Regions from separate parts of the Mus musculus genome. Here region 1 is linked to region 2. Evidence: chromatin loops called from intact Hi-C (ENCODE). Cell type or tissue: heart. All regions are shown on one strand. Links, peaks and the distances in the headings refer to the core of each region. The heading gives the core; the rest is flanking DNA.

Evidence for each region. A loop is a pair of places that touch in the nucleus more often than their neighbours do. Peaks named below come from ENCODE experiments on the same cell type or tissue, not always from the same donor. Only the 100,000 strongest peaks of a DNase experiment are listed, where the experiment ranks them.
Region 1: it touches region 2 in a loop (2.2-fold over the local background); 1 of 42 quality-filtered maps calls a loop at or near these places.

What each region holds. Positions count from the first base shown.
Region 1 is chr19:6,232,970-6,247,948 of GRCm38, forward strand. Atg2a (autophagy related 2A) reads left to right here and starts at 8,699. Exons shown (of 40, transcript NM_194348.3): 1 at 8,699-8,997; 2 at 11,458-11,620; 3 at 11,718-11,870; 4 at 12,077-12,179; 5 at 12,490-12,724; 6 at 13,335-13,431; 7 at 13,519-13,680; 8 at 13,783-13,923; 9 at 14,670-14,907. The coding sequence starts at 8,827. Ppp2r5b (protein phosphatase 2, regulatory subunit B', beta) reads right to left here and starts at 2,871. Exons shown (of 14, transcript NM_198168.3): 1 at 2,543-2,871; 2 at 1,664-2,130; 3 at 808-1,004. The coding sequence starts at 1,862. In heart, for the core only: a CTCF peak has its summit at 8,752; DNase peaks (open chromatin) are centred at 8,622 and 9,532; H3K4me3 peaks cover 2,215 bases; H3K27ac peaks cover 2,268 bases.
Region 2 is chr19:6,055,183-6,070,161 of GRCm38, forward strand. It overlaps Fau (Finkel-Biskis-Reilly murine sarcoma virus (FBR-MuSV) ubiquitously expressed (fox derived)), which reads left to right and starts at 2,765. Exons shown (of 5, transcript NM_007990.4): 1 at 2,765-2,819; 2 at 3,061-3,143; 3 at 3,246-3,390; 4 at 3,962-4,017; 5 at 4,167-4,342. The coding sequence starts at 3,069. The coding sequence ends at 4,292. It overlaps Znhit2 (zinc finger, HIT domain containing 2), which reads left to right and starts at 6,025. Exons shown (of 1, transcript NM_013859.2): 1 at 6,025-7,286. The coding sequence starts at 6,045. The coding sequence ends at 7,244. It overlaps Tm7sf2 (transmembrane 7 superfamily member 2), which reads right to left and starts at 12,668. Exons shown (of 10, transcript NM_028454.2): 1 at 12,487-12,668; 2 at 11,941-12,137; 3 at 11,786-11,840; 4 at 11,317-11,511; 5 at 11,129-11,232; 6 at 8,897-9,016; 7 at 8,640-8,808; 8 at 8,345-8,425; 9 at 8,142-8,264; 10 at 7,639-7,891. The coding sequence starts at 12,538. The coding sequence ends at 7,731. Mrpl49 (mitochondrial ribosomal protein L49) reads right to left here and starts at 2,573. Exons shown (of 4, transcript NM_026246.4): 1 at 2,477-2,573; 2 at 1,747-1,897; 3 at 1-18. The coding sequence starts at 2,554. It also overlaps Vps51. In heart, for the core only: a CTCF peak has its summit at 6,154; DNase peaks (open chromatin) are centred at 4,009, 5,999 and 6,989; H3K4me3 peaks cover 2,962 bases; H3K27ac peaks cover 2,040 bases.

The sequences.
Region 1 (14,979 bases), core at 7,031-11,030, 180 kb after region 2:
GCCTTCTTGCCTCCGCCTTCTATGTAACTAGGATAACAGGCACACAACATCAGGCTAAGCACTTATTTTCTTTGTCATTGTTTTGTCTTGTCTTGTTTTTGTTTGTTGAGATAGGGTTTTATCTGTGGAACAGAGCTCTGGCTATCCTGGAACTCTCTCTGTAGACCAGGCTGACCTCGAACTCAGATATCCACCTGCCTCCACCTCCAAAGTTCTGGGATTAAAGGCGTGCGCCACCACTGCCTAGCATGGCCAAGCACTTTCTAAGTACAATGAGCACATAGAGCTTGAACCTGAGGCCTTGCACTGAGTTTTACCACCAGCCCTCATCCAATTCTGGACTGACCCACTTCCCAGCAGGCAACTTGCTCCTCTGGACAATCTTCATCTAAACACCAAGCTCATGCAAGTCAAGGGCTGGAGACCCAAGGGTGGCTTGACACATCCGTGTGTGGATGTGGTTCAGCAGTGATGGTAAGGTTGAAAGCAGTGGACAGCCCAGGCATTCAGAGCCCAAGCGTTTCTGATCAGACTGGGCGAGAGGGTTTCTTAGAATAGCCCATGCCTGAGTCAGACCATGGAAGACAAGTGGCCCAGAGGACAGGTACCCTAGGCCCAGCTCACTCAAGTATAGGGACAACAGGGAGAGGAAATCCCGAGACGGTGTCGGGCAGCAGTGAGACCCAGTGGAAGTGGGAGCACGCGCCTGCGACCAAGCTGAAGTGTATGCACTTATTCCTCCCACACGGGTCCCAGAGGTAGCCTGAGAGAATTCTTGTTCCCCGAGCGAGGCTGGGCAGTGCTTACCATGCGGATGATGTCTGGGTAGACGGGCTCGATGAGCACACCCCGGGTGCAACCCACACATTCCACCAGTTCATTGAGGGCTGCACGCTTCACCTCCTTCCCCTTGAGGTCAGCCACGCAGTCCAAGAAGTCAAACATCACCCCACATTGGGCCAGTTTCCGGCTCAGCAACTCATGCAACTCAGAGGCTGGCACATCTGCGGGGAGGGACAGGGAGACCTCCTGGATCTAGCCGCCAAGGGCTCTGGACGGGATGGATCTCCACCTCCCTCAGGCTGACTTTCCAGGAAGCTTCAGCTGCCCCCATACAAGGTACTCTGGTACAGCTAGCAAACAATTCTAGTCCCATCCTTCACTCCCGGGAGGCTGAGGGGAAAAAGTGGTCCTCTCTTCTAATCCAGGATCAGAGACCTCATGACTTTAAAGCAAGATCACAACCCTGGGTATGCAAGCATTCCCCACCCCTCCCCAGACACTTACCTCCCTCAACACATGGAGCCAAAAGTAGAAATCGGGCCAGGAAGTGGGGGGTGGGATTTAGTGATCACAGGGCATCATGCCAAGCACCTACCCCAGGACCTAGGCAGCTGGCTGGACTGATAGGAGCCTCCTGAAACCTAGGCTGTGTGCCCCACCCTTGGCCCTTGCCTGCCCCTGGCACCACTTCCAGATGCCCCACCTCCAGAGATGACAGGCCAGTCAGGCCATGCGTCAGCAGAGGCCTGGAGATTGGGGGTCAGTTCCAGTGGAGTTCCTAGCCTAAAAGAGATCCAAACTCTACCAGACCTCTGCTTCTCCCTTGGTCCTCCCCTACCTTGCTTCCTTCTGGGTACCCTGGCAACCAACAACAGCTCACCTTTGAGCAGGGGCAGTGGAGTGAGCTCTTGCTGGTTGCTCTGATAGCGGAACTGAGAAGAGCTGTGTGAGCGACGGGGCCGGGCCCTGCGGAGGGACCTGCGGGAGAAGCCATCCACCTTGTCTGGTGGTGGCACTGGAGACAGCCCTGGGGAGGAGGGGCTTGTGGGGGTGCTCGCAGGGGGCAGCTTCGTCTCCATGGCCAGTGGACAACACGGGTCAATCTTTCAGAGCCCAGGGGGCTCCTTGTGGGTCTGGAGTAAGTTGAATGAGGCCACACACACTAACTGGGACCCATCCTGTCCAGCATGTTTCAGGGGGTGGGGGAGGCACGGCCACAGTCCTGACCCCCCCAGGGCCTCTGGCAACTGCCCAGTCCTGGGGGGGCAGGTAAGGTAGAAAGGCAATGGCTCAGGTCTTTCCTGGGGATCCAGAAGAGTTCCAGTCAGGGTTCCCACGCTGGCTCTTCTGAGAAGTCAGGTTAGAAAGGTCAGCAGGAGAGACACAGAGAGCAGGTCGGTTCTTTCCAAAGACAGCCCGCGTGGTGCAGTTGCTCCCTTACTTCTTTTCCCTCCTTCCCTCGCTAGACCCCAAAACAAGGGCGCAACCATGCCCCTCCCTTCTTCCAGGCCCAAGCTCTAAAGTAGCCCCTCCCCAAATACGGCCTATGGCTACTACTCAGGATGGGGACTCTATTAGCATCCCCAGATCCTTACAGCAGTGTGACTCCAGCTCCACTAATGTCTCCTGTCTCAGTGCACTCACCCAAAAAATGAGGGTCCTGTTCTCGTGCACCCCCTTTCAGACCCTAGCATCTCTCCTCATATCCCGCTCCTTCCTGGTCTCCAAACCTCAATGTGGTATTGGGGTACACACTCACTTCTCAGAAACCCAGACTTTGGTCGCCGACCCTAGAGGTTGCCTCGGTGGAAGAGACGACGGTTCAAGGGTCCTTAGCGGTGGTTCTGCCGCTCGGGGCGCTGGGGCTGGGCGGCGGCGCTCCTGGGTTCGCTCCCAGGCTCTGGGGGTGCTGGAGCATGCCCCCAGCTCAGCCCCAAAAGGGGTCGGGCACTCGGTGGGCTCTGGGCTGGGCCCCGGCAGCACGCGACCCTCGGCAGATATCCCGGGACTCAGATCAGCGCGGTGCAGCGCAGCGGGAGCCCCGGCTCGCTGCGCACCGGCACCCGCCGCCCAGCTGCTCAGGATGACATCAAGTCACCTCCCCCCCTCCCGGCCCGCACCTCCCTCCGCTAGGGGGGGCTGCGTCAGGGAGGACTCGGGGCCTCTGGGAAATGTAGTCCCCACCCTGCTTAAAGGAAGCAACCGAACTTTACGGGTAACCTCGGAGCTAGGGGAGGAACTCAGTACTTCCGAGAAAAGCTGAGGATTTTAAAACCTGCAAGCAGACTGGGGCAGAGTCCAGCTCAGAACTGGACTCCCGAATTCTGGAAGGGACACTGTGTAGGGAAAGAAAAGGACTCGGTGTTGGAACCTGCTAATGCAAGACAGAGTCCTACCTAGCATGATGTGCCAGGCCCACAATTTGGTCTGAGCCATCTGTCCCTCAGGCCATCCTCTCTCCTCATACTCAGCCCAGATTGAAGCCGGACACTTACAAAACCCCTTGCATCCGGCGTTGGAGGGGTTAACAGTCGGGTTTGCGTTAGCGCCTGCTGGGAGGGGTGTGGTTCACTAGAGGCTCTTGGGAAATGAAGTCCATTCTCCCGGCCTGCAGTGCCCCTCCTGTCACTTACTGTCCATGGTGACATCATGGTCTGTAGTTTAAAGGGACAGCCCTGGGATGCCAAAGCAAGGAGGGCAGAAGGTGCTACCCTGGAGCTGCCCCCATCCTAAGGCACAGTACCTCCCAGCTCCTCTGGTGCCAAGATGTGCCTTGGAGAGTGGGGAGTTCTTGATCAAAACCCCATTGCTGGGTATCAAAGGCTCAGCTGTATTCCAAGAGTTTGGCATTCTGGCCAAAAGTTCCCAGCCTGCAGTCCCGGGCTCCCTTCATAGTACCTGGTCGCCAACACTCTATTCCCTACAATGACTGTGAGACCTTTATCCTGAAGTTTTACCTAGGTGACAAACTGGTCCTTGCTGAGCAGCAGGAGAGAGAGAGCAATGAGGTTGGGGGAATTGGGGTGCTTTTTGGCCCCACCCATTTATGGACCCTGGTGATCACTTAGTGCTGCAAAAGAAGTCTGTTTACCTAAGAAGTGCCCACCTTAGAGCAACAAACAGCCAAAGCCTGTATCGAGGACACTGTTCTAGAGTCTAGCACCTCAATGGATGGGTACCCAGATCAAGCGATGGCTACCCAGAGACAGTACTCCCTTTGCTCAGAGATAGCAGATCTTCACTTCCCGTTTTGCTCTGTTCTTCACCTGCCAGACAGAACAGGAACCCCTAAACTACCACTTGGCCCACCTCCAGGGCTCAGACATGGCTTCCCTCCCCCTTACTCCCTAATAATAAGCCGGGAAAGCCAGACCCACAGAGCCTCTTCCCGCCAGACCAGAACCCAGAGGCCAAGGCAGGAGGGACGCCTTGCTGCCTGTGACAAGGTAGTGCTCTCCACAGACTCTCGGCTGCAGTGTTCAGGCCAGGCTGCCCAAAGCCACCCATGCCTGGCAGGGGCCTAGATGATGCAGGAAGAAAACTAGTGGAAGAAAATGGCTTTGGGATTTTAAATTTTTGATGCGGAGGATGAGGTGAGGCTTCCCACAAGCAGAGCAAGAGCTTCCTACTCACCTCAGAAGTAGACTCGCTTTCAAACAGGCATTGCAAGATAACGGGTTAAAAAGTATTTTCTTACTCTTTTTAAACTTGGGGGTTGTGTTTGTTTGTTTGTTTGTTTGTTTGTTTGTTTGTTTTGAGACAGGGTTTCTCTATAAAACCCTGACTGTCCTGGAACTCACTCTGCAGACCAGGCTGACCCCAAACTCAGAGATCTGCCTATGTCCCAAGTGCTGGGATTAAAGTTGTAAGCCACAATACCCAATTCTTTTCACACTCTTACTCTTAGCAAAGTGTCATTGTATTTATTTATATCTTTCTGTGTGCCTGTGCTGATGTTATTCTAGCTGCCCTGGGACTCACTGCTTGGAATTTGTGAGTGACCCTCTTATATTTTTGCTCATTCTTTACAATTGTAGACTGGACAAACTGTAGATTGGAACTCATTATACAGACCAGGCTGACCTCAAATTCACAGAGATCTGTCTGTTTCTGCCTCTTATGCAGGGTGTGGTGTGCCACTACCACACCCTGTATACATACTTACACAGTTTGTATATTTTGACCCAGGGTCTCTTTATATAGTCCTGGCTTTTCCTGGAACTCACAATGTAGGCCAGGCCAGCCTGGAATCCACAGAACCTTTCTCTGACTAGCAGGTGCTGAGATTAAAGGTGCAGGACAACCAGTCTGGTTATTTCACTTTGTAGCCCAGGCTTACCTAAAGCTCACAATGTAGCCCAGGCTGGTTGATTCACAGCCAACCCTCTGCTTCTCTTTCTCAGCTGCTGGGCTTGCAGGTGTGAGCTACTACATCTACTTTATTAGTAGTAGTTAATTTTAAAATTTATTTATAGTTAATCTTATTGATTGACTGATTGATTGATTGATTGATAGCCCAGGTAGCCGAGAGACCATTAGCCTTTAAAAAAATTTTTTTTAATTTACTGTATATAGATGACTACACTGTAGCTGTCTTCAGACACACCAGAAGAGGGCATTGGATCCCATTGCAGATGGTCGTGAGTCACCATGTAGTTGCTGGGATTTGAACTCAGGACCTCAGTGCTCTTACCCTCTGAGCCACCTCTCCAGCTGGCCTGAGCCTTTTATGTCGCAGAGGATAACTTTCAACTTGATTCTTCTGCCTCCACTTCCCAGTGATGACAAATTTGGCGTCACCGAGTCCAACTCACTTCTCTTGGATGCTCTCTAAAGACCCTACTACATAATGAGCGGCCGAGCTGCCATCGGAACAGAAAGGTGGAGGATGTGAACAAGTCAAAGTCACAGCCCAGTGTGAGTATTTGTTTAGTGTGTACAAGGACCTGGGTTCAATCCCCAACACTGCTAAAAACAAAACAACCCAAACAGCAACAAATAACAAACAAAAGAATAAGTAAAATAAAAATAGAATCTCCTGTTGGGCCTGATGTAGCATGCCTGAAGTTTCAGCACCCATGATAAATGACAGCAGAGGATTAGGAGTTCAAGGCCAGCCTTGACTACAGCTTTTGAGCAGCCCAAACTATCAGACCTGGTCTTGAAGCACAGAGATTAACAATTTGCATTTGGCTTAGGACCCCAGGAAAGCAGACCTGGCCTCTAGGTTCTCCCAGCATCCCTCAGTTCCTTCCTGGCATACCCTGCCCTCAACCTTGAACTTTCCAGCCTAGAGGCTCTTGCCTATAGAGTCCAGACATTTTGGTCTCTCTCTTCTCTTTCTCTCCCTGCTCTCTCCCCCCCACCCCCACCCCAGCCCTATGGTGACTCACCTGGCCTCAATCCTTGGGGCCAGTGAACTCACCTGATTGCAGCTTCCCAATAAACCTGCTTTTAATATAATCTAATCTGCCTTGAATTGGCTCTTGTCACTGGCAGTGGGGAAACAATCTATCACCTACCAAGAGCTGAGAAGAAGCCAAGTCTCTCCCCTAAGCCAGGATTTTTGCTTATGCCATTGTTTGTTTGTTCATTTGTTTTTAAAAAAGGGTCTTTCAGGGCTGGAGAGATGGCTCAGTGGTTAGGTACACTGACTGCTCTTCCAGAGTCCTGAGTTCAGTTCCCAGCAACCACATGGTGGCTACTGTAAAGTGATCAGATTCCCTCTTCTGGTGTGTCTGAAGACAGCTACAGTGTGCTTATATACATAAAATAAACAATCCTCTTATAAAAGAAAGAGAGAAAGAAAGGGAAAAAGAAAGAAAGGGTCTCTCTGAGCTGGGTGTGGCAGTGTCTTGGGTGGGAGGCAGAGGCACGTGAGTTGAGGCCAGCCTGGACTACAAAGTGGGATCCAGAAAGTGTCCAGTCAGGGCTGTGACACACACAGAGAAATCCTGTCCTGAAAAACCATAAAGGGGGGTGGGGGGCCATTTTTAGCTGCCAGGCTGTAGGAAAGAGGAGATCCCAGTTTATGGAAAGTTGAATTATTGATTTTAGGATTAGACATATGAAAAGCCATTATTTCAGAGAGGACCCCAACAAACCACAGAAGGGAGGGACCTTAATCTGCTGTGCATTCCTTAAATGGGAGGGGAAGAGGAGGGAAAAAAGACCTTCCTGGTGATGGGCTAAACAACCTTCATAATCCTATTTTCTACCTCTTAAATTGGGAACACTAGCAAACCAAATGAAAATGAGGACATGGCCACTCGAAAGTACAGCTGAGGAGAAGGCATGGGTTCCTTGTGGATGCAAGGAAGAGAACAGCCAGAGGCATCTGGAAGAGTCCAGAGCAGGGAGAGAGGGGAGCAGGGGTGCAGAGAAAGCAAAGAGGGCAAAGAAATGAACCTCCAGGGCTGGAGAGGTTAGGGGACAGGGTCTGCCAGCCAGGATGACTCTGTACCATGTACTTATGAGTAGGGACTCAGGTAGCCCAAGAGGTTAGCATGGACCTTGATAGATATACATTAGGCACCAAAGACTCTCATTGATGTGAGTCATAGTCCCTTTTGCCAGAGATAAGCAGAATGGCTCCTCTTAGCAAGTAGGAACTATCATCCCCCACTCCACCCCACCCCACCCTGCAGGACCGGGTTTCTCTGTGTAACCTTGGCTGTTCTGGAACTCCCTCTGTAGACTAGGCTAGCCTGGAATTCAAAGACTGGCTTGGTGTATGTCCCTGAGGGAATCCTCACTTTTGTCTAAATGTCTGAATTTGGGAAAAGGAATTTCTTGGGGACCTGACAGAATTTTTAAAAAGAGAGAAATGGGTGTGTGTGTGTGTGTGCCTTCAATCCCAGATTTTAGAAGCACAGGCAGATGCATCTCTGATTTCAAGGATAGCCTGGTCTACAGAGCGTTCCAGGACAGCCAGGCTACACAGAGAAACTTTGTCTCGGAAAAAACAAAAAACAAAAAAAGGAAAGAACAAGGAAGAAGAAAGAAAAAAAAAAGTGGAAACAAATAGTGCCTTTTTAGGGAGTTGTTAACAATAATGGATAAGATAAGCGGCTAGGAGGAGTGGGGAGAGGGGTTTTGTGGAGGCAAACTGGGAGGAATAACATTTGAAATGTAAATAGATGCCTGGCAGTGGTGGTGCACGCCTTTAACGCCAGCACTTGGGAGGCAGAGGCAGGCTTTAGAGGCCAGCCTGGTCTACAGAGTGAGTTCTAGGACAGCCAGGGATACACAGAGAAACCCTGTCTCGAAAAACATACAAACAGAAATGTAAATAGATAAAATAACAAATAAGCAAATGAAAAAAGATAAAGGACTAAAGCAAGTTTCATAGGGCTGGGCGTGATGATGTATGCACGCCTTAAATTCCATCATAGAGAGGCAGAGGCAGGAGGATCCTATGAGTTCAAGGCCAGCCTGGACTACAGTGTGAGTTTCAGAACCGCCAAATACAGAAAAGCTTGTCTCCAAAAAAAAAAAAAAAAAAGTTTTATAAAAGTGCAAATGTGCATTTGTTGCCAAAAGATAGACTGCAAAATTCGCACTGACTTTACTCCTCTGATAAGCTTGTCTACAAATTGGGTGAGTCACTGTTCCTTTAAATTCTTCCCAATCACCTAAAAAAAAAAAAAAAAAGTTGGACAAATCGGCACATGCGCACTCTTCCTGGCCCGGACTGTCGCCCTACGGTTGCAGCCTTTCCGCAGCTTGAAGCAAGGAGGTTAAAGGTCCTCCCACTCAGAATTTACGCGCAAGCGTAAACTACGATTGGGAGCATTTCATCTCGCAAAGAGCCCAGTCCCTTTTTCGCTCTTCAAGGCTCCGCCTCCCGCGGCCAATCAGTGGGCCTCGCCCTTCGCAATGACCAATGGCAGCGAGCGTGGGGGCGTGGTTGGGCGTCCGGGGGCGCGGCCTGGCGCTGAGAGAAGCGGCGGGGCGAACCGGGGGCTCTAGTGAACAGCACAGCCGGACCGAGATCGCCGGCTGTCGGCCAGCGGAAGCGGCTCGGGCCCGGCGGTCCCCGAGATGTCACGATGGCTGTGGCCATGGTCGAACTGTGTGAAAGAGCGTGTCTGCCGCTACTTGCTACAGCACTACTTGGGTCACTTCTTTCAGGAGCACCTCAGCCTGGACCAGCTCAGCCTGGATCTGTACAAGGGCAGCGTTGCCCTGCGGGATATTCACCTGGAAACCTGGGTGAGGAGGCAGGGCAGAGGTGGGATGGTGTGGAGAGAGGGAGCACGGGCCAGCGAAGGGTCCTCGCGGAAGGTTTGGGCTGGAGGACAGGCACCGTGTTTGGAGAGGCCAGTGGGTCTCGACCGCCTCCGCCAGGCCCCCTGGCTGGCCCGTCACCACTTAACCAGAAGCTAGGAGAGAAGTCTCTGTCTTCACCTCTCTAGGAGAGACAGACTAGGAAGTGAGGTGTTACTTTAAAAAAAAAAATGTCACCATCATCATACGGAGTTTGGGAGAGCTGCTTGGGGAAGGGGATTCCCGGGAGCTAGGGGAGCAGAGAGATGTTGTGGGGAGCCAGGCAGTAACAAGAGCTGGAACTAGGGTAGTCAGGGAGGCTTTGGGGGTGTTAAGAGCCCTGCCAGGGGCACCTGTAGAAAGATGTGTCCTGACCTCCTCACCCCATGATCCTGGGCATAAGGGGTGGAGATCGCCCCCGGATGTGGATGTCAACAACAGCGTCACTGCCTTCTGTGTTGATCCACACCTCGTGTGACTGTTGCTGCTCTCTACTTCCTGCTTTTGGGAGAGTGGGAGGGGCCTAGCTTGGGTTTAGGGAAGGACTTGGTCTCTGGCATCTCTACCTGGAGGGCAGCCCTCCAGGAGAGGTGTAGAGGTTTAGCTTCAGGCTAGCTGGGGTGGGGGATGGGAGGAGAAGCTGGGCCTGATGCTCAGGAGGTCTGAGGCCTAGGGTATGGAGTTGAGCAGGAGGCTGGGGGTGGCAGGTGAGGGGCATTGACTCACAGCTGATGGCTGGGAGTAGCCAAGGAGCCACCAATTAGAGGCTCCAGCTAAGGGCTGGTATGGGGTCATCCTAGCTCCAAGAGCAGTAGAATGGGCATGTGGCAGGGCTGGCCTCTTTCTCTTTTCTAGCTGGCCTATGGGTCTGCAGCTTCACTTAGAAAGAGCTAGAGGTGAGCCATGCCTTTGGGAACAAATATGGGTTGAAGAGATGGTGGCATCTTCTAATGGCCTGGTATAAGAGGTGTCTGACCTTCGCCTCTTAAACCGCTCAGAAAAATATCCAACATCTGGGTGTTCCCTTTTTTTTTTTTTTTGCTTTCAGCCAGAATGCCTTCTCAGTCCACTCTCTTGTTTCTTTTTTTTTTGGGAGGGGGGGCTGTCCAGGGCCCTGGCTGTTTTCTAGCCTCTCCCAGACAGCCCAGGCACCTCACTTAAGCCCACCCCTCTCTGCTCTTCACCCTACAACCCTACCTTGAAGGCATTCCAAGCAACTACATGGTCCAAGGACCAAGTTGAGCCCTTCCCAGCCTCAGCTTTCCTGGTACCTGGAGTGACTAAGACAAATGCCTAGGCCTCAGTGTCCCCATCAATAGAAGAGGAAGGTTGACTCAACCTCTGCTTGCCTCTGGCTCTGGCCTTGTTTGTTTATCCGTGGGCTCAGCGGGTGTTTACCGAGTACTACCCAGAGCACCTGGGTTCTTAGGGAGAAGACTAGTGACTCATGGCCTCAGGCGTTCCCAGGCCGACAGGGATACAAACCCAGCACAGCATCCCCTTCCTATGTCTTGATTGTATAGCTCTACTGTGGGTCTAGGACTGGGGTCATTTGGCCTTGGATCAATCCCTCTCCTGGACCTAACCTTGAACTCTGCCTGTCTAGGATGAAGATGTGTTACTTGCTGCTCTTGACTAGGTCTCTCTGCTTCTTCTCATGCCTGGGGTGGGCCAGCATCCTACTTCCTCCACCTGGCTGCTTCCTCCTCACTCTGGCTCACCTTTGGGGTGCTGCTGGGTTATATGCAGGTTCTGCTCACCCTTGCCTAGTGCTCAGTGACTCCGAGTCAGAGCCTGGCATTCTGAGACCCTGGCTACAACCTAGCCAGGCTGGGAGACGAAGGCACTCATTATCTATCCCTGCAGCCTCTGGTTGCCACATAGAAGGTGCTCAGAATCTCGTATACCATGTAGCCCAGGTTGGCCTCTAGCTCAGCATATACAGCTTTGACCTCCTGATCTTCTGGCCTTTGCTTCCCTAGTGTCAGGACCACGGTGAGCCTCACCACATCCAGTTGTACTCTGCTGGAGATGGAACCCAGGGCTTACTGCATGTTGGGCAAGCACTTAACCAACTGTATACCAGGCTGGCCTAGATCTCCAGACAGTCCACCTGCCTATGCTTCCTGAGCACTGGGGCTAAAGGCATGCAGGCTACCACACCCCGCAGTAAATAGAGTTTTGAAGCAAACATAAGAAGGAAACTTCTTAGCTGGCCCAAAGGGCTGAGCACTGTCTAGTGAGACAGAAACAGGTCAGGGCCTAAGGGAAGGCCTTGTAAGTAGCAGAAAGAAGGATGACCATGCCAAGAGTGCTCTCCAAGACAGTGGCTGTGTGAGACTGTGGCAGGTAGCCATATTCAGAGTCTTGGTGAGCTGATTTTTATTTCCCTTGCCTCTTACCCAGTCTGTGAACGAGTTTTTGAGGTCAATGGAGTCACCACTGGAACTGGTGGAAGGCTTTGTGAGCTCCATCGAGGTGGCTGTCCCCTGGGCTGCACTTCTCACTGACCACTGCACTGTGTGTGTGTCAGGCCTTCAGCTTACCCTGCAGCCCCGCCAGGGTTCAGGTGAGAGCAGGGTAAGACCACAGGGGAGGCAGTTGCTGGGGATGGGCCCAGGAGAGTCGGGGCCCTTTTATCCTGACTCCCTTGTTCTTTTCCACAGGACCAGGGGCTGCGGACTCTCAGAGTTGGGCCTCATGCATGACCACAAGCTTGCAGCTGGCTCAAGAGTGCCTTCGGGAAGGGTTGCCAGAACCCTCAGAACCACCACAGCCCCTGGAGGGGCTGGAAATGTTTGCACAGACCATTGAGACTGGTGAGCAGGTCCCTACTGCTAGGCTGTTCTTGGGCCCTCCAGTCTACAGGACAGGGACCTCAGATAGTAATACGGTGGCCACCTTCCTACCCAGGCTGGCAGGAACTTGCCTTGCTTCCCAATGCCCCACCTAACTCTAGACACCCTCCCTCCCTCCCTGCCTGCCTGCCTTCCTTCCTTCCTTCCTTCCTTCCTTCCTTCCACAGTGCTCCGGAGGATCAAGGTGACCTTCCTGAACACTGTTGTGAGGGTGGAGCATTCACTGGGTGATGAGGATCGAAGTGTGGCTGTGGAGGTCCGAGTGCAGAGGTAAGGAGTACAGGGGAATGGCAGGAGACAACTGCCTCTTCCCCCTCTCCTAGCCAGGCTCCTGGGAAGGGACAGGCTTGACTTGGGTTGGGCATTGGTGAGATTTGGGAAGTGGGCTATGTTGGGAGCCTGAACTGTGTATAGACATAAAATCACTTAGATCTTAAAAACTTTGAGACTCAGAACCAAAGGCTGGTTGAGCCTCCAAGACGGAAGCCAGGTTCCTCAGTTCCATGTTGCTGGGACAGCTCTAAAGAGGGGGCTTCTAGCCTGGGGTTGTCTGGACAAGGCCGGGCCCTTCACTCTGCAGACTGGAGTACTGTGACGAAGCAGTGCGGGACCCCAGCCAGGCCCCACCTGTGGACGTGCACCAGCCGCCTGCCTTCCTGCACAAGCTGCTGCAGCTGAGTGGGGTCTGCCTATACTTTGAGGAGCTGCCCTCCCAGGCAGACCCACCACAGCCACCTCTGCAAATCGGCAGCTGCACGGGGTACGTGGAGCTCATGGTGAGGCTGAAGCAGAACGAGGCCTTTCCAGGCCCCAAGGTGAGTCCCAGCCATGGGGAACTTGATCCGTAGGGCTGGAAAGACAGCTCAGGGGTTCAGAGCACTGGCTGTTCTTTCAGAGGTCCTGAGTTCAATTCCCAGCAACCACATGGTGGCTTACAACCCTGTATAATGGAATCTGATGCCCTCTTCTGGTGTGTCTGAAGACAGCTACAGTGTACTAAATAAATAAATCTAAGAAATAAAACAATAAGATAAGTAAATCTTTAAAAAAGAAAGAAAGGAAGGAAGAAAGGAAAGCAAGCGAGTGTTTGACCCATGTTGGATCTGTTCCCAGAAGTGTTGATTGACACCAGGCCCCAGTGGGGAGAGCCAGTATGGCAGATCATCCTATAATCCCAGCATTTGGGAGCCTAGTGGAAGGTTGCCTTAAGTTCAACTCCAGAGTAATTCCAGTTCTTACAGTAGAGATTACTATCTTTTTGGCAACTGGAAAAACAGACTCTGAAAAATCAAGTTGGCCAAGACCATTCAACTGCTTGGTAGCAAGTTTAGCAGTACAACCAGTGTCCCCAGAGTACGGGCAGGTAGGCTGCCATTTGGGCTGGGTGGCATATAAAGGCTCCATGGCTGTCCACTTGGTCCCCAGTTGGAGGTATCAGGACAACTGGGATCCCTGCACCTGCTTTTGACCCCGCGTCAGCTCCAGCAGCTCCAGAGGCTGCTCAGTGCCGTCAACCTTGCAGGTGAGGCTGCTGGGTGCTGGGCGCAGGGGAGCAGACGGGCGGTCTCGGGACAGCCAGGCAGGCTGTGCTGAAATGTCTTCCCCACAGACCCTGCAGGCCTGGCCGACAAGCTGAACAAGAGCCGTCCACTGGGTGCTGAGGACTTGTGGCTCATTGAGCAAGATCTGAACCAGCAGCTGCAGGCGGGTGCTGTGGCTGAGTCCCTCAGCCTGTACCCCATCACCAACCCCCTCAATTTGGACAGCACGGGTGGGTGCCAGGCCCTTTCCAATTGAAGGGGCATTTGTGTCAGTGGAAAAGCTGAGGGGCCAAACCTGTCTGTTTCTGACTGCCCCTCACCTCACCCCCCAGACCTCTTCTTCTCCATGGCCGGCCTCACAAGCAGTGTGACATCGGCTGTCTCTGAGCTCTCCGTGTACAGCGTAGACCTGGGCTCCTCTGTTCACAGCAACATGGCCTTCCACCGACCCTCAACCCCACCCCACTCGGGTGGTAAGTCAGTGACTCTCAGAGATGTTTACTTCAGGAGCGAGGTGTGGCGGAAGGAGCCTCAGGACAGTGGGTGGATAGAAGCAGGAGGCTCCAGCCATGCCTGTAGACCCACCGACAGTGGGGTTCCTCAGTGTCCTAACTTGCCAGTGGAAGCTGGGGAGGCGAAATAATACACAGTCTAGGTTTCTTAGTGAGTGCTTTCGGGACTCGGATCCCCTTTCTACAGAACACGCATGGTAAGACCAGGCTGTACGTTTTAGTGAACAGGCAGTGTGTAGGTCAGAGGCTGGTATGAGTGCTTTGTCATATCAACTGACCCTTCTAGCACCTTCAGGATTAAACTGAGCCTTGTCCCAGGGTCTAGCATGCAAGAAGAATTTGGTGTCACCCTGATGAACTTGCCTTCACGACCCATGTGATACGACAGATTTAGCATCCCACAGTCCAGCTTAGCCAGACTGTATTATTTCTTCTCAAAAAAACCCAAAAAACAAACAAAAAAAAACTATTGTTTTTTTTTGAGACAGGGTTTCTCTATGTAGCCCTTGCTGTCCTGGAATTCATTCTGTAGACCAGGCTGTCCTGGAACTCAGACATCCACCTGCCTCTGCCTCCCAAGTGTTGGGATTAAAGGCGTTTGCCACCACTGCCCAGCCTAGCCAGGGTGCCTTCAACCCCTGCTCAGTGGCCAGCTGTGACTGCACTAAGACACCAAGGATGCCCTATTGAAGCCTCTGTTCCCTCAGGCAAGATGGCCCCAACTCCCCTTCTGGACACCACACGCCCTGACTCACTGGTGAAGATGACCTTGGGCGGTGTGAGCTTGACCTTGCTGCAGACTGCTTCCCCGTCTTCAGGACCATCTGACCTCCCCACCCACTTTTTTGCTGAGTTCGATGCTGCCAAAGATGGGCCATTCGGCTCCCGGGACTTCTCCCATCTCAGGCCACGCTTCCAGAGGGCCTGCCCTTGTAGCCACGTCCGGTATGCACTACAGCCCGAGCCAGGGACTTACGGGGAATACCCAAAGCCCACGACCCACCCGCTGAAACTTGT
Region 2 (14,979 bases), core at 3,711-7,710:
GCAAGCTGGGAAGAGGATCTATAAAGGGATACAGTATAAAAAGCCAGCTTATCATAGCCTCATCCACCTCAACCAAGGCCTTTCCCCTCACCGAAGCTGCAAAGGGCTCTGTCAGGGTTTGCTGGTCTCAAACTCTATATAGCTAAGACCTTGAACTCTTTCCACCTCCAAGTTCTGCGATTACAGGCCTGCTGCACCTGCTATAATGTATTAAATCCTAATGGACAAGACTGCCTTAGACTGCAGATCATCTCTGTTCTTCAGTTCATAGAGTCAAGGCTGAATTTTTACCTTGGTCCTATGGTCCCCACATAGACCTGCTACCATCTAAGTGCACAACAGAAAAGAAGGTGGGCACGACTATTCATGCCTAGAAGTCAGGCTGGGCATGCTGGCTTACACTTTAATCCCAGCACTCTGGAGGAAGAGGCATGGGGTCCTGTGATTGGAAACTGGTGACTGGAGTTTATCTTTCCCCAGACCCTACAGAAGGATGTGGAAGAATTTCTGAGCCCACTGCTGGGAAAGACACCTATCACCCAGGTTAATGAGGTGACAGGTACCCTTCGAATCAAGGGCTACTTTGATGAGCAGCTTAAAGCCTGGCTTCTTGAGAAAGGCTTCTGAGCCCAGCCTGGTCTACAAAGTGAGTTCCAAGACAGCCAGAGCTACACAGAAAAACCCTGTCTACAAACAAGCAAACAAATGAAGGCAGGCATGGTGGCACATTCCTTTAATCCCAGTAGTGGAATTTCTGAGTTTGGAGCCAGTGTGATCCACAGATTAAAAACTAGGCTAGCCAGGGTTACACACACTTACTTAAAAACATAAATAAGGGGCTGGTGAGATGGCTCAGCGGTTAAGAGTGCCGACTGCTCTTCCAAAGGTCCTGAGTTCAAATCCCAGCAACCACATGGTGGCTCACAACCATCTGTAATGAGATCTGACGCCCTCTTCTGGTGTGTCTGAAGACAGCTACAGTGTACTCACATATAATAAATAAATATTTTAAGAAAACAAATAAAAGCAGTTTACTAGAGTATGTGTGTATCTATCTACCTGCATCTTTGGGGACCCCCCACCCCCTACCCCTCAGCTCGGGGACTACTCTCTCCTTTCCCATTGACCCAGTGAGGCTGACAGCATCTGGAACAAAGAGATGGGAGTTAAAGGGATTCTTATTGGGTTTTGTGTGTGTGTGTGTGTGTGTGTGTGTGTGTGTGTGAATTAGTGGTTTGCCTACATGTCTGTGAGGCTGTCAGATCACTTGGAATTGGAGTTACACATGGTTGTGAGCTACCAGGTGGGTAGGTCCTGGGAATTGAACCTGAGTTCCTTGGAAGAGAAGCTAGTGCTCTTAATTGATGAGCAAGCAACCTCTTCAGCCCTCTTGGTCTCTCTGTAGTTCCAACTGTCCTAAAACCTTGTACTGGCAATGAGACTTTACAAAACAAAACAAAACAAAACAAAACAAAACAAAAACCCCACACTGGACTCTGCATTAAGGTTTCACATACTGAGATGATACCCATTTTGTTGAATTTACATAGGGTTCGTTGGACTGGAAGAAGAGAACTCCACACACATGGGTCTTCTCTGCTTTTTCACTACAAGGTAAGACCTCACCCCAGGAACATAGGGTGCTGCTGTTGGTACCTTCCCCAGGGGCAGGACAATACTAACCCTCCTACATCTTAGAACTTCGAAACCCACTGGAAAGTCCAAAGCCTCTATTGTTCAACTCACCTCTGGGAGGCTGCCAACCACTAGGAGTGGGGTAATGTTTATGTTTTGGTGGCTCTGGGATTTTGGTAGGGGGGAGCAGGCGCTCCACAAATTGGTATTCATCCACAGACTCCACAAAGCCGGGGTTATCAGGAGGCCCCTGGGTCTGGCTCTAAGGCAAAACAAACCATCTTTCCTTTAGTTTAATTAACACAGGAGAACTTTAGCTTAAAAAAAAAAGCATGAGTAAAAACTTGAACTGAGAAAAGCACCAGACTTGGATATTTTAGTGTGCATGATACCGGGGGTGGGGGTGGGAGTGACCTGAAAGAAAATTCTCAGTCAGAATCCCAAGACCTCTCCAGGACTCAAATGGCAAACGTGCATAATCCGGAAAAGCCGATTAAGCATACGACTGACCTATACAGTACTCTTCAGTATTTGTCTTTGAACATGTTTTTGAAACTCTTTAACTCCGAAATGACATGCTTGATCGATCAGGCACCGAGCGGGGACATACAGCTGCTCTCGGTCTTACCCAACTCTTGGGATGCGGCAGCCACATTCCCAAACCCAGACTCTCCAAGCGCAGTCCAGGCTCTGCACCTGCCCTCTCCACCCTCAATCTACCCTCCATAAAATGAAGCGGAGTACATAGCAAATCTAAGGCCTCGTGAGGGAATACGAAGTTCAGGGTGGTCATGAGCAACAGTGAGGCTCACACACAGCCTTCTGTCCACCGGGCTCTTACCAGCTTCCGTCGCCCGTAGCTCCGACCGAGGCAGCTCCTCCAGTCCTGCAAAGCGGCTCGCAACACCGCTGCTGCCATCTTGGCGCCTCAACTGAGTGTCATATGCGCGCGCAGCCGGGCTCGCCCCGCCTCCCTCTGCGCGCGCAGGCCACAAGGACCGAACGCCTGCGTACAGCGTAAGGGGCGGGCTGGGACGGCGGTGGGCGGTACAAACCACCAGCGATCCGCGCGGTCGCGCTGCAGTGACGTCACACGCAGCAGGCGGTGAGGACGTGCGCGCCCCCACTTCTTCCTCTTTCTTGACTCCATCTTCGCGGTAGCAGCAGCGGCGTCCGCGGGCTAGGTGAGACACGGGGGACTGCTGGGCCAGGAGCGCTCGGTAGCCAGCGGTCTACGGGCTCAGAGGGTGCGGGGAAGGCAAAGTACAAGGGCGGTTCTGCGGCCTTCGCTCCGTCTCCATCCGGGTCCCCGGCGAGCCTGGCCTTCCGCATGGGAGACCGCGCAATCCCCCGCCTTGATTACCGTACCGCGACCTTTCTCCTGGGCTGCTCCCTATCATCACTCACAAGCCTTTCTTCCTTCAGTAGCCAACATGCAGCTCTTTGTCCGCGCCCAGGAACTACACACCCTCGAGGTGACCGGCCAGGAGACGGTCGCCCAGATCAAAGTAAGTATGTACTGATCCCTGATTCCTAACTGCACTCCTTTACCTCCAGGCCCACGGGGAAAGTTTGTCTACTTATAAACATTGCTCCTTTTTTTCCTTAAGGATCATGTGGCCTCCCTGGAAGGCATTGCCCCCGAAGATCAAGTCGTGCTTCTGGCAGGCTCGCCGCTGGAGGATGAGGCCACCCTAGGCCAGTGTGGCGTAGAGGCCCTGACCACTCTGGAAGTAGCAGGCCGCATGCTGGGAGGTGAGTGCTTTTTTTCAGAGCTAATGGAATGTCTGTAGGTAAACCATGTGATAGGTCCTTTCTCTGATAGTATACTTGTGCCTTCTAGGGACTTTAGATCGTAGTGATAGTTAAGTCTGGTTTTCAGTATCCCCACTAAAACCTGGTGGTAGGGAGGCAGTGACGCAATCGGATCACTGTGAATTCCAGGCCAACCAGGGCTACACAGAGGAGCTCTGTCTAGGAAAAAAGCAAAAGGAAAGTAATAATAATTAAAGTCTTGTTATTAGGTTCTCAGTGTGCTCCTCCTGTCTTTGCTCTGTGTGTAGAATGTTAGCTAAGAGTATGGATTGGTTTTTAGAGTCCTTGCCTTAGTATCTGTCAGCTCTCAGCACTGCACAAACTGGTTGTGACTTGAAGTGGAAGACAAGACGTGGACAGCTATGTTGTGACCCTGTCTCTAAGCCTGTGCAACTTTCATTCTTTGTTGGGCCCAACTTGTCATTAAAAAGCTCAAGAGTTGAGGGAGGAAGAGTTGCTCTGGGCGTGACCTTGCTACTTAACCTGATCCCTTTCCCCACCCCTAACACAGGTAAAGTTCACGGTTCCCTGGCTCGGGCTGGAAAAGTGAGAGGTCAGACTCCCAAGGTGAGTGATTGGTGTTTGGACTTTGTTTCTTTCTATCACAGCCAAGTGAAGGCCTTTGGATTTCCCGTCTGTGTTCTCTTATGGAGAGAAGCTGGTGGGCAGGCATGGGAGAGGTCACCCAGGGTCTGATCAGTCCTTCCTTTCCTCAGGTGGCCAAACAGGAAAAGAAGAAGAAGAAGACAGGCCGGGCCAAGAGGCGAATGCAGTACAACCGGCGCTTTGTCAATGTTGTGCCCACCTTTGGGAAGAAGAAGGGCCCCAATGCCAATTCCTAAGTCCTATTGCCACCCTGCCATGCTAATAAAGCCACTGTGTCCAGACTTCTTATGTTTTCTTCATTTGTAAGGCTGTGACTAGAGGCTAGCAAAGTGCCTTGGTCTCAAGTAGGAAAAAAAGGGGGGGGGCAGTGGTGGGGCACGCCTTTAATCCCAGCACTTGGGAGGCTGAGGCAGGTGGATTTATGAGTTGGAGGCCAGCCTGGTCTACAAAGTGAGTTCCAGGACAGCCAGGGCTACACAGAGAAGCCCTGTCTTGAAAAACAAAACAAAAAAACAAGGAATCCTTAGAAGATCACAGAGGATGTGTTTACTGAAAGGATAGCTGAGCCGAAATACAGAAATGTGACAAGTGGTATTGGAAAGGTACAGATTCTATGGGCTCTGCCAGACAGCTTTTGGGTTTGTGTTGGTTCACTTTCCATTATGACGGCACTAGTGTTTTTGTTACAGGCATGCCCTATAGATGATCCACTAAGGCAGATCACCCATCTACCCCTCTATAGACCTCATAATGCTTAACAATACAAACTAAATTTCAACACAACTTGAGGGAAAACATTGTTTTTTTTTTTTTGTTTGTTTTTTAAGATTTATTTATTTATTATATGTAAGTACACTGTAGCTGTCCTCAGACACTCCAGAAGGAGTCAGATCTCATTACAGATGGTTGTGAGCCACCATGTGGTTTCTGGGATTTGAACTCGGGACCTTTGGAAGAGCAATCGGGTGCTCTTACCCACTGAGCCATCTCACCAGCCCACATTGTTGGTTTTTAAAAGAGATTTATTTATTATATGTAAGTACACTGTAGCTGACTTCAGACACCTCAGAAGAGGGCATCAGATCTCATTATGGATGGTTGTGAGCCACCATGTGGTTACTGGGATTTGAACTCAGGACCTCTGGAAGTAGTCAGTGCTCTTAACTGCTAAGCCATCTTTCCAGCCCCTCGTTATCGTTTTGTTGTTTTTTGTTTGTTTGTTTGTTTGATTCAGGGTCTCACATAGGCCCAGGCTGGCCTCAATTTGATATGCTTACGTGTTACGTATTTTGAGCTCCAGATTTGTTAAACATGTCGGGTTTATTCATTTATTTTTGTCTGTTATTATTATCAATAATATTTTTTCGAGACAGGGTTTCTCTGTGTAGCCCTGGCTGTCCTGGAACTCACTCTGTAGACCAGGCTGGCCTCGTAACTCAAAAATCCGCCTGCCTCAGCCTCCCAAGTGCTGGGATTAAAGGCGTGCGCCACCACTGTCCGGCCTGTTGTTATTATTTTGTTGGCCTTTTCTTTTTTCAAGATAGAGCATGACTATGTAGCTGTATCCTGGAAAGCACTGACTACAGGAACTCACAGAAATCAGACTACCTTTGCCAACGCTGGGATTAAAAGCGTATGCCACTACGCCCTGCTAAGACCCTGGTGTGTTGTTTGGTGGTGGTGGTGGTTAGTTTTGTTATTTAAAAGGTAGTTTATTTTTGTACAATTTGGTACAACCATAAAGAACAAACTGGGATTAGCGACATGATTTTCCCAAATTCGGCGAGCAAACCTGTTCCTTTGGAAGAGTTTGGACGACTTCTGCGCTTGCTCAAAGAAGTACTGGAGACACGAAAGTTACCGAGAAGTTTCGGAAATGTGCGGAAAGGAGGCCACGCCCGCCAACCACCCCCACACATAAAGGCGGAAATAACCAAAGAAGCGCCGGAAGTGGCGGAGCTGATACGGGACAGGCGGCACCAGTTTCCATGGAGCCCGCTGGGCTCTGCGGCTTCTGCCCGGCCGGGGAAGCGCTGCCTGCGCGCTACACCTGCCCGCGCTGCAATGCTCCCTACTGCTCGCTGCGCTGCTACCGGGCGCACGGCGCCTGCGCCGAAGACTTTTACCGCGACCAAGTGCTGCGAGAGCTCCGTGGCCGAAGCGCTTCGCCCAGCCGTCTGGCGGGCGCGTTACGCCGGCTGCGCGAACAACGCGAGGCCGAGGATGAGCCCGAGGAAGCAGGCCTCGGGCCCGGGGCGCGGCCGGGCGGCCTTTCTGGACTTTGGGAACGTTTAACGCCGGCTGAGAAGGCGGCGTTCGAGCGGCTGCTGAGCCGTGGCGAAGCCGGACGCCTTCTGCCTCCGTGGCGGCCCTGGTGGTGGGGCCGCGGCACCGGCCCACGTTTGCTGGAGGAGCTGGATCATGCCGCGAACAGAGATCTTGCGGAGCCGGAGCCCGCCCCTGCGAGGACCGCGCTGCAATCTGGGGATGATGCCGCTGCCGCAGAGCCATTTGCTGAAGACTCCTGTGCCGCCAGACCGCTAGCATTGCCTGCTCGCATCCCAGCACTGGCCAGTCTGAGCCGCAGCCCGGCATCGCCGCTGGTGCGCTTCCAGCTGCCCAACGTGCTGTTCGCCTACGCTCATACTCTCGCCCTGTATCATGGAGGGGACGACGACGCGCTACTCTCTGACTTCTGTGCCACCCTGCTCGATGTTTCTGGGGCCCTGGGAGCCCAGCAAGTCTTTGGCTCTACAGAGGAAGCCCTGCAGGCCGCAGCCCACGTACTGGAAGCGGGCGAGCACCCACCTGGGCCCCTGGGTACGCGGGGTGCTATGCAAGAAGTTGCCCGAATCCTGCTGGGCGAGGGTCCAGTCAATCAGAAAGGCTACACTCTGACAGCACTGGGGCACCTAGCTCAGACCCTGGGACGAGCCCGGAAGCAGGCTGTGATTGGTGGAGAGCGAGATCGACTTTACCGGGCTCGGAAGAAGTGCCAGTTCCTGCTGGCTTGGACCAACGAAAACGAGGCTGCCCTCACACCCCTGGCGCTAGACTGTGCCAGAGCCCACCGAGCCCATGCTGTGACAGCTGAGGAGATGGCAACGCTTACTGGAGAGTTAGAACGGCTTTGGGGAGGCCCAGTGCCACCCACTCCAAGGACTCTCATTGAGGAACTCCCTGGCTGAACTGGGTATCCATGTCATTAATAAAGATGTGTCTGGTCTGCCCGAATGTCAGCAGTGCCTTTTCCGTAAAGATAGTGCCCTGTCCTAGGCTTCTCTTGAAGTTACTGTGTAGTTGAGGATGACCCTGGAACTTTGATCTGTCACCCACCTGGACAGTGAGAGGTTACAGGGGTTAACCACCTTGCTAATGTACACAGTGCTGAATAGCCGAGGCGTCCTGTGTGCTACACAAGCACTCTATAACTGAACTACATCACATCCCCCAGGCCTGAGGTGCCCAGTTGTCTCTCCTCGTCAGACTTTTGGACCCACAAACCACTTCTAAGCTTTCCTTAGTCAACTAGTCACCCCCAAGCCTCAAGTCACTGGCCCCAGGATAGAAGAAAAACACAGGAAAGGTTGAAAACATTTATTCAACAGGGAAAAATACTTTCCTTCTGGAAGCAGTGGCTTCCTCTTGCTTTCAACCTCTTAGGTGGACCTGCTTCAGTAGACATAGGGTATGATTCGGTAAGGCACACGCTTGCAGTACTCCTGCCAGGCACGGCCATACTTTTGGAGGCACTGCTGCTCATCTCTGGCCTCGCGGTGCACCAGCAGTGCAGTGAAGTAGAGGACGTAGAAGTAGGGCAGCAGATGGGATAGCCCTGGAGGGAAGGGACCCATGGGATAGCCCTGGAGGGAAGGGACCCATGGGATAGCCCTGGAGGGAAGGGACCCATGGGATAGCCCTGGTGGGAAGGGGCTGCATGATCAGGCACTAGCACCCATTTCATATAAAAGCTTTCACAGCTGATGGCACACAGGGTGTCGGGTCATAGGTTTTGTGTCCACCTCCATTAACTGATTAGTCAGTCCTCCCACCAGGCACACCGACCTACTCCAAAACCCACTCACCACAGGGCAAAGACCATGCCAGAGCCATGATGAGATCTCCCAGGTAGTTGGGGTGTCGAACCATACCCCACCACCCAGACACCAGCAGCTGCCTCCCCGTGGCAGTCGGGATGGTCTCAAGACCTAGAAATACAGCTAATGAAACGGAACCACAGAGCCTTCCTGGTTCATCTCACCCATAACCTCTAAGAGACCCAGCTTACCAGCCACGCTGGGGTCAGAAGGATTCTTCCTGAATGTGTTTTTCTGGGAGTTGGCCCCTCGGAAGATGTAGTAACCAATAACTGAGGGAAGGTACGGTACGAGCAGGTGGTGAGGTAGGAGTCCCAGCCTTTTGCCTAACCCTGACCAAAGCCTGTCCAAATCCCAGGCTCTGCTATGATACCCAGGAGCTGGCTTCCAGCTTTAGAGAAGCGTCAGAGCCTAGGCCCTACCTGAGGGGTACTGAATAAAGCATGAATAGAAGGGGAAGGGGAAATGAAGGGCCCTCCTACTGACCCTTAAGGAGGCAGATGAGCAAGGCCATGGGCAACCCCAGAGGCTGTGGATGGTACAACAGGAACTGGGCCTGCAGGCTGTAGGTGAATGGTACCCAAGCTAGATCTCCAAAGACCAGCATGAAGCCAAAACCATCATGTATTATGTCCATGGTGGTGAGGACAGACTCCTGCAGGAACATGACCCAGATACTGGCTTAGTCCAGATGACATCCTCAAGATCCCCTGCTTGCCTCTTGCTCTCCAATCCAGTCTCACCTCATACCAGAGGGCATCACCCACATACAGCAACTGGAAGCCATTGACCAGCCACATAGCCAGGGAAGGACTCCCCCGAAGCTCTGCCTCCTGCATCAGCAGGGCCAGGTTAATGAAAACCTAAAGGAAGTGAGGACAGGGCCATTGTCTGAAGTGGAGCATCTGGGTAGAACAGTGCCGACCTCGCCCTCCTTCCAGCTGCCCGCTCACATGTTGAATGGATCCAGGTCGTGTACTCGAGACACACTGGATTGCGACTCTGCCTTGACTTAAAACTCCTGCCTTGGAATCTGAGCTTTATCACTTGGGCAGAATATGTCTCTTTGCTAAAACTCACGTCCCCACTGCCATATGGAAACAGGAGTAATCAGGGCCCCGCCTTGAGTTCTTGTTGGAACACTAATATGTTTGTAGAGCTAAGAATTGGCTTATTATGAACCTAAATTTTGTACCCTCTTCCTCCTCCTCCTCCCTTTTTTTTTTTTTTTTTTTTCCGAGACAGGGTTTCTCTGTATAGTCTTGGCTGTCCTGGAACTCACTTTGTAGACCAGGCTGGCCTCGAACTCAGAAATCCACCTGTCTCTGCCTCCCAAGTGCTGGGATTAAAGGCGTGCGACACCACCACCTGGCCCCCCTCCTCCTCCTCCTTTTTGTCATCTTCTTTATAAGTCAGAGTTTGGGGCTGGAGAGATGACCTCTTCCAAAGGTCATGAGTTTAATTCCCAGCAACCACATGGTGGTTCACAACCATCCATAACAAGTTCTGTCGCCCTCTTCTAGAGTGTCTAAAGATAGCTACAGTGTACTTTAATAAATAAATAAATATTTTTTTAAAAGGGGTGGGCTGGAGAGATGGCTCAGTGGATAAGAGCACTGACTGCTCTTCCAAAGATCATGAGCTCAATTCCCAGTAACCACATGGTGGCTCACAACCATCTGTAAAGAGATCTGATGCCCTCTTCTGGTGTGTCTGGAAACAGCTACAGTGTACTCATATAAATCAAATACATCTTTAAAAAATATAAATAAGTCAGGGTTTCTTTGTGTATCCCTCGCTGTCCTGAAACTTTTTCTGTAGACCAGGCTAGCTTCGAACTCAGAGATCCACCTGTCTCTGCCAAAGTGCTGGATTAAGGGTGTGCACCACCACTGCCTGGCTTTAGACTCTCTTTCTAGTAGCTCCAGTGGCCTGAATAGTGTAGTTTCTTCAGTAATACTGATGTGGTATTTTCTTGAGAGAGAGAGTGAGAGAGAGAGAGAGAGAGAGAGAGAGAGAGAGTTTCACTAAGTAGCTTTGGTTGATTTGGAACCATATAGACCAGGCTGGCCTTGAACTCACAGAGATCTGCCTGCTATTGCCTCTGGAGTGCTGGGATCAAAGGCATGCCCTACTACACCCAGCCCTCACAGGAAATTGTAGAAGAAAATTTCATTCAATCCTGTTTTATGAGTGAGAAAATAACCTTATATTCTGGCATATATGTTGACAGGCCAGTCTCCGATTAATGTTGGGACTAGGCCTGGTGGGATTGTAGTAACTGTAATCCTAGTTACTTGATTAGCTGAGGGAAGTAGAAGGAACCTTGATTTTGAGACTAGTCTGGACTATCCGAGTGAGACCTGTTTCAAAACTAAACCAAATCCAAACTCAGATTCAGTGGACATGGGCACTCCTGCCTCTACAGTGAAGGCAGGACCTTGCCTGAGCCCCTTTGGAGCTCTTGGCCACCACCCATGTACCCCATGTACATGTGATCTTAACACAAGAACAGCTGGCCTGTTGTCAAGGCCACCAATGACAAACAAGGTGTTAAATCTGACAATCCCTGGAGGCAGTTGCCTGGTCCTTCAAGCTTCTCCTTAGCTGTCTTTGAAGTTGATTTTATATTTGGCCGCTACATCCGAAGCTGCACCTGCTTTCCCAGCTCGCTGCCTGCTTTGCTCCCCCATACAGCCTGTCATCACTGTGGTATAGATTTAGTTTTGTGGTGCTAGGGTTGGAATCTAGGGCTTTATGTACATAAGCCAAATGCGCGCGCTCTCTCTCTCTCTCTCTCAAGATTTTATATTAAAAACCCTCTTGTTCTATTAAAGCAAAACCATAGGTTCATAACACAGCAACATATTGGCAAATGAATGAATGAATGATTGCTGCCCACCCAGCAATGCTAGCCCACTCTGCTCTTCTCCTGGCCCAAGTCCAGCAGAATTAAGTCCAGCATGTCAGCATACCCAGCCAATGAGGCCAGGTCTCAGCTCACAGAAATATTTGAAGTCAAAGGAACCGAGGCGAGGGTTCAGCTCCCGTCCAAGAAAGAAGTCATACATGGAATTTCCTGGGGAACAACAGAAGGTGAAGGCACACCAGGTATGCATGCATCCCACCTACCTCATCCCTACCTCACTGGGACCCTTCTCACCTGAGTTTCCCCCAGGAGCCAGGGCTGAGGCAGGAGCTACCAAAGCCTTCGCATAGAGGAGGAGGCTGAAGATAAAGCTGGTGAGAGTGGTCGCAAAGGCCAAGGGCAGGAGCATTCCAGGGAGTGCCCCCAGGGGCAGCCCCACTGACACCCCCAGCCCCATCAACAGGGCTGTTAGCACCAGAGCCTGGAAGCCTGAACCACAGCACAGAGTGAGCCCTGGGGTGGCTTGCATACTTCCAAAGCCAACACACACACACACACACACACACACACACACACGCAGTTCTGGGAGAACATTGGCCATTGGCCTGGAGCTGAGTAGTAGCAAAAGAGGTAGATGCACGGCGAGGTTCCCATAAGGGCACAAACATGTCATCAGAGCTGGTCCATAAACCTCCCACCACCCTTGGAACCCACCCCAACCCATGTTAACTGCGATTCAGGGAGGGGGGGGAACCCCAGTCACCATTAATAGGGTAGCGCAGGCGACTCTTGTCCTTCAGTTCCAGGCCTTCGGCCACCTGCGGGTACAGGGCAGGTTTTATAAGAGCTGGGGATGACTTCCCAGGCTCCAGCCCTCCCTGCACCCTCCTCCCTGGTGTGTTAAAACAGATCACACACCTTGCGTGCAGGCAGCAAATAGAGCGCCACCTGCAGGCCGAGCCAGATGAACAATAGCAGCAGAGCCCATGGGCTCCACAGCTCCTCCAGCCCAGGCAGATAGGCCGGTAGGGCCAGGAGGCGCGCCGGGCCCGAGCGAGCCGCCAGGAGCAGGTGGAACATGGTGGCAGGCAGCAGGATCAGTAAAGCCGCGACGCCTGGAAAGAGGGCCACTGTGTAGCGTGACTGCTCCCAAGAGCTCTCTCAAGTCCTCGGGCGCCTTGAGTCACCTGCCTGCTTAGCAGTTTCCCAGCGCCATACTCCTATCTTAATTTTCATCTTGTTCCTCTGCCCTCTGGCATTCCCAAAGACCATCCTGCTCTCCCAACTGTCTTTCATTACACAAACTCCCCGCTGTGCTGCTGTCAGCACTCCCTCCTCTTCTGCAGACACCCCGACACCCGCGCACCGGATCCTTCTGCTCCGAGCCTTCTATAGAGCTCGTATCCTATCCTGCTCCCGTTAAGTGGCATCAGGTCAGCCTCCACCCCAAACCTTCCCATTTACCCAACGGCCCCCCGAATTCCAGTGGGGCCTGGGAGGCCTCACGAGAAGTCATGATCTCTGCTTTGCCGGGGAACAATGGTTCACAAAAGTCGATCAAGGAAACACAAACCGCCCCATGCCGGGTTATGGCTCTGCATCAGACACGGAGGTGGAAAAGCTGCTGCTCTTGTTCATTGATCTTTAAATGGACGCGCCCTCTGCCCACCCTGGGCCCAGCACAGTAGCCAATCAGCGCTGGGAGGCGGGCCCCATGCTGGCGCCTCAGAAGCTTCGGCACTGAAACCCAACCCGGGCGGGTCCCGCCCCTGCAGGCAAGAGGAAGGAGGAGGACACATAAGTTTATTAGAAGGATCCATGAACCCGCCAGCGGGGAAGGGCCTCTAGGATGAGAACAGGGCACAGGGAGGACAGGGCGATAGGGCTACTACGCGACTCGTTGGCAGATTCTAGCCGCGCTCGCAGATGACCTCGACAACACTAGGTTCCATGGGCACTGGGTCGGGACAGCGCAGAGCAGCTGAGGCTACTACTTCGTCCAGCAGCAGGTGCACTAGCTCCTCATCAGCCACAAAGCGCCACAAGTAAAGCTGCAGGAAGTGGCAGTCCACCTGCACCTGCTGCAGCCCAAAGCGCCCAAAGGTGCGTAGGCGCACACACTCCAGTAGTGTCTTCAAGCTGATCTTAATGATGCCAGTCAGCACCGACACCTGCAGGTGGACACAGGGATGCAGCTCAGGATTGCCGTCTTTTGGGGAGGAGGATACATCCAAATTCTGAGCAGAGGCAAGGGAGATAAAGACAGAAATTTCTAGGGCTCAGCTAAGAAGGGAACAATGCAATGTTGCCACCATAAAGGCGAGGGCAGGTAAACCCCGGTGGTCAGATCAGAGATGGGGCCTCATGAATACGATGGGCAGCAGTCACCACTGACTACAAAGTAAAATGGAGGAAAGATATTGCTGAGCTTGGGCTTCGGAGGGGCAGAGATCAAGATATGAGTGGGAACCCCCGATGACTAAAGACTAGTTTGGAGAGTAAAGTGTGGACAAGGTGGTTTTGCTCTGGACCTAGAGACAGAGATTACGTAAAGTGATCTTTAATTCTGCTCAGATGTGGTCCTAGGGCTCTCTGGGTTAGTGTGGGAGCCACCCTTCCCCTGGGATGTAGAGGAGAAGGTACTTCAGACCTTGTTGAATTCCACGGGGCTGAACACATCGATCCGTTCAGAGAACAGCTTCTGAATATTGCTCAGGAGGTTTGTGTCCATGGGAGCACTGGAAGGGGGAAAGAAAGAGTGAGAGGCCACTCTGCCCAGCCTCCCTCTTCTGTCTCTCAGGGAGGCTCCTAGCAGCCTGACCTGGGTGTGTAGCTGGGTGCATAGCGGCCCTGCTGCCGGGAGCTGCTGTACACAGAGAAAGTCCTTTTGCTTGAGTCACTGCTCTGGGCCTTCCGGACACCCTCTTCATACAGGAGCCCCACCTGGGGGAGAAAAGATGCGCTGCAAGGTCAGAGCATGGTTACTGACAAAACCTCCCCTCTCTGCTGGTTGAAGAATCCTAGGTATGGTCACCACCTACACAATCAGGGGAGTGGGAGCAAGGCAGGGAAAACCTAGTCTGAAACCCAGTTTTTAGCTCATCCCTGCTTCAGCTTTTTGGGTGACTTTGGGCCTGCACATCCCACAGGTATGAAATGAGGCTTCTAGTGGCACGACATGGGTACAGCCAGACCCCTTTTGTCTTGGTCCTTGGAATCCAGCATGCATTGGGGTTCCAGCAGCCGGCCTGTGGCAGCACCTGGACATCAATAGCTGTAGTGTCCTCCACCACACGCTTCATGACAGCACGCACGTTCCTAGGCTCCAGAGTACTGAGCCAGTCCCGGGTCTCCACACTCTTACGTAGCATCTGGGATATGACCAGGCCTTGCACCTTCACATAGTGAGTCAGCAGCCGCCGTGCTGTCTCTCTGGCCTCTGCACACAGTGTGCTCACGGGTGTAACGGGAGACTGGTCCTAAGTCACAAAAGCAGAGGACAAAGGTTGCAGGTATTAGAGACAGACCAGAAACCACCACCAATGAGGAGGTGAGCAAATCTTGGGAAACTGAGGCTGAGATGAGTGCAGACCACCAGTCTGGTTCCTGTGTTGACAGCATCATGCCCTTTCCCCTCTCCTGAGCCACTTCACCTGCACCAGAAACTGTTCATCAGTGAGTGTGAGGATGTAGGAGATGGTGGCTGTCTCATAATCCAGGCAGAGGCGAGAGAGCAGCAGGAGCAGGGCAGGCGGCGTGGCACCTCCCTTTTCTCCAGGGCTGTCACAGAAGCTCTGGGCTGTCTGGCACATGGAGCGGATGAAACCCACGATGAGGCCCTCACGAACTCCCTGGCTGCAGAACTCGCCCTGTGAAGGGAAGCCCAGATTTACCACGTCCTTTCTCATAGGATGGAGAGGCTCAGCAAAGTCAGAGCACAGGGCTATTCCTCCCTCT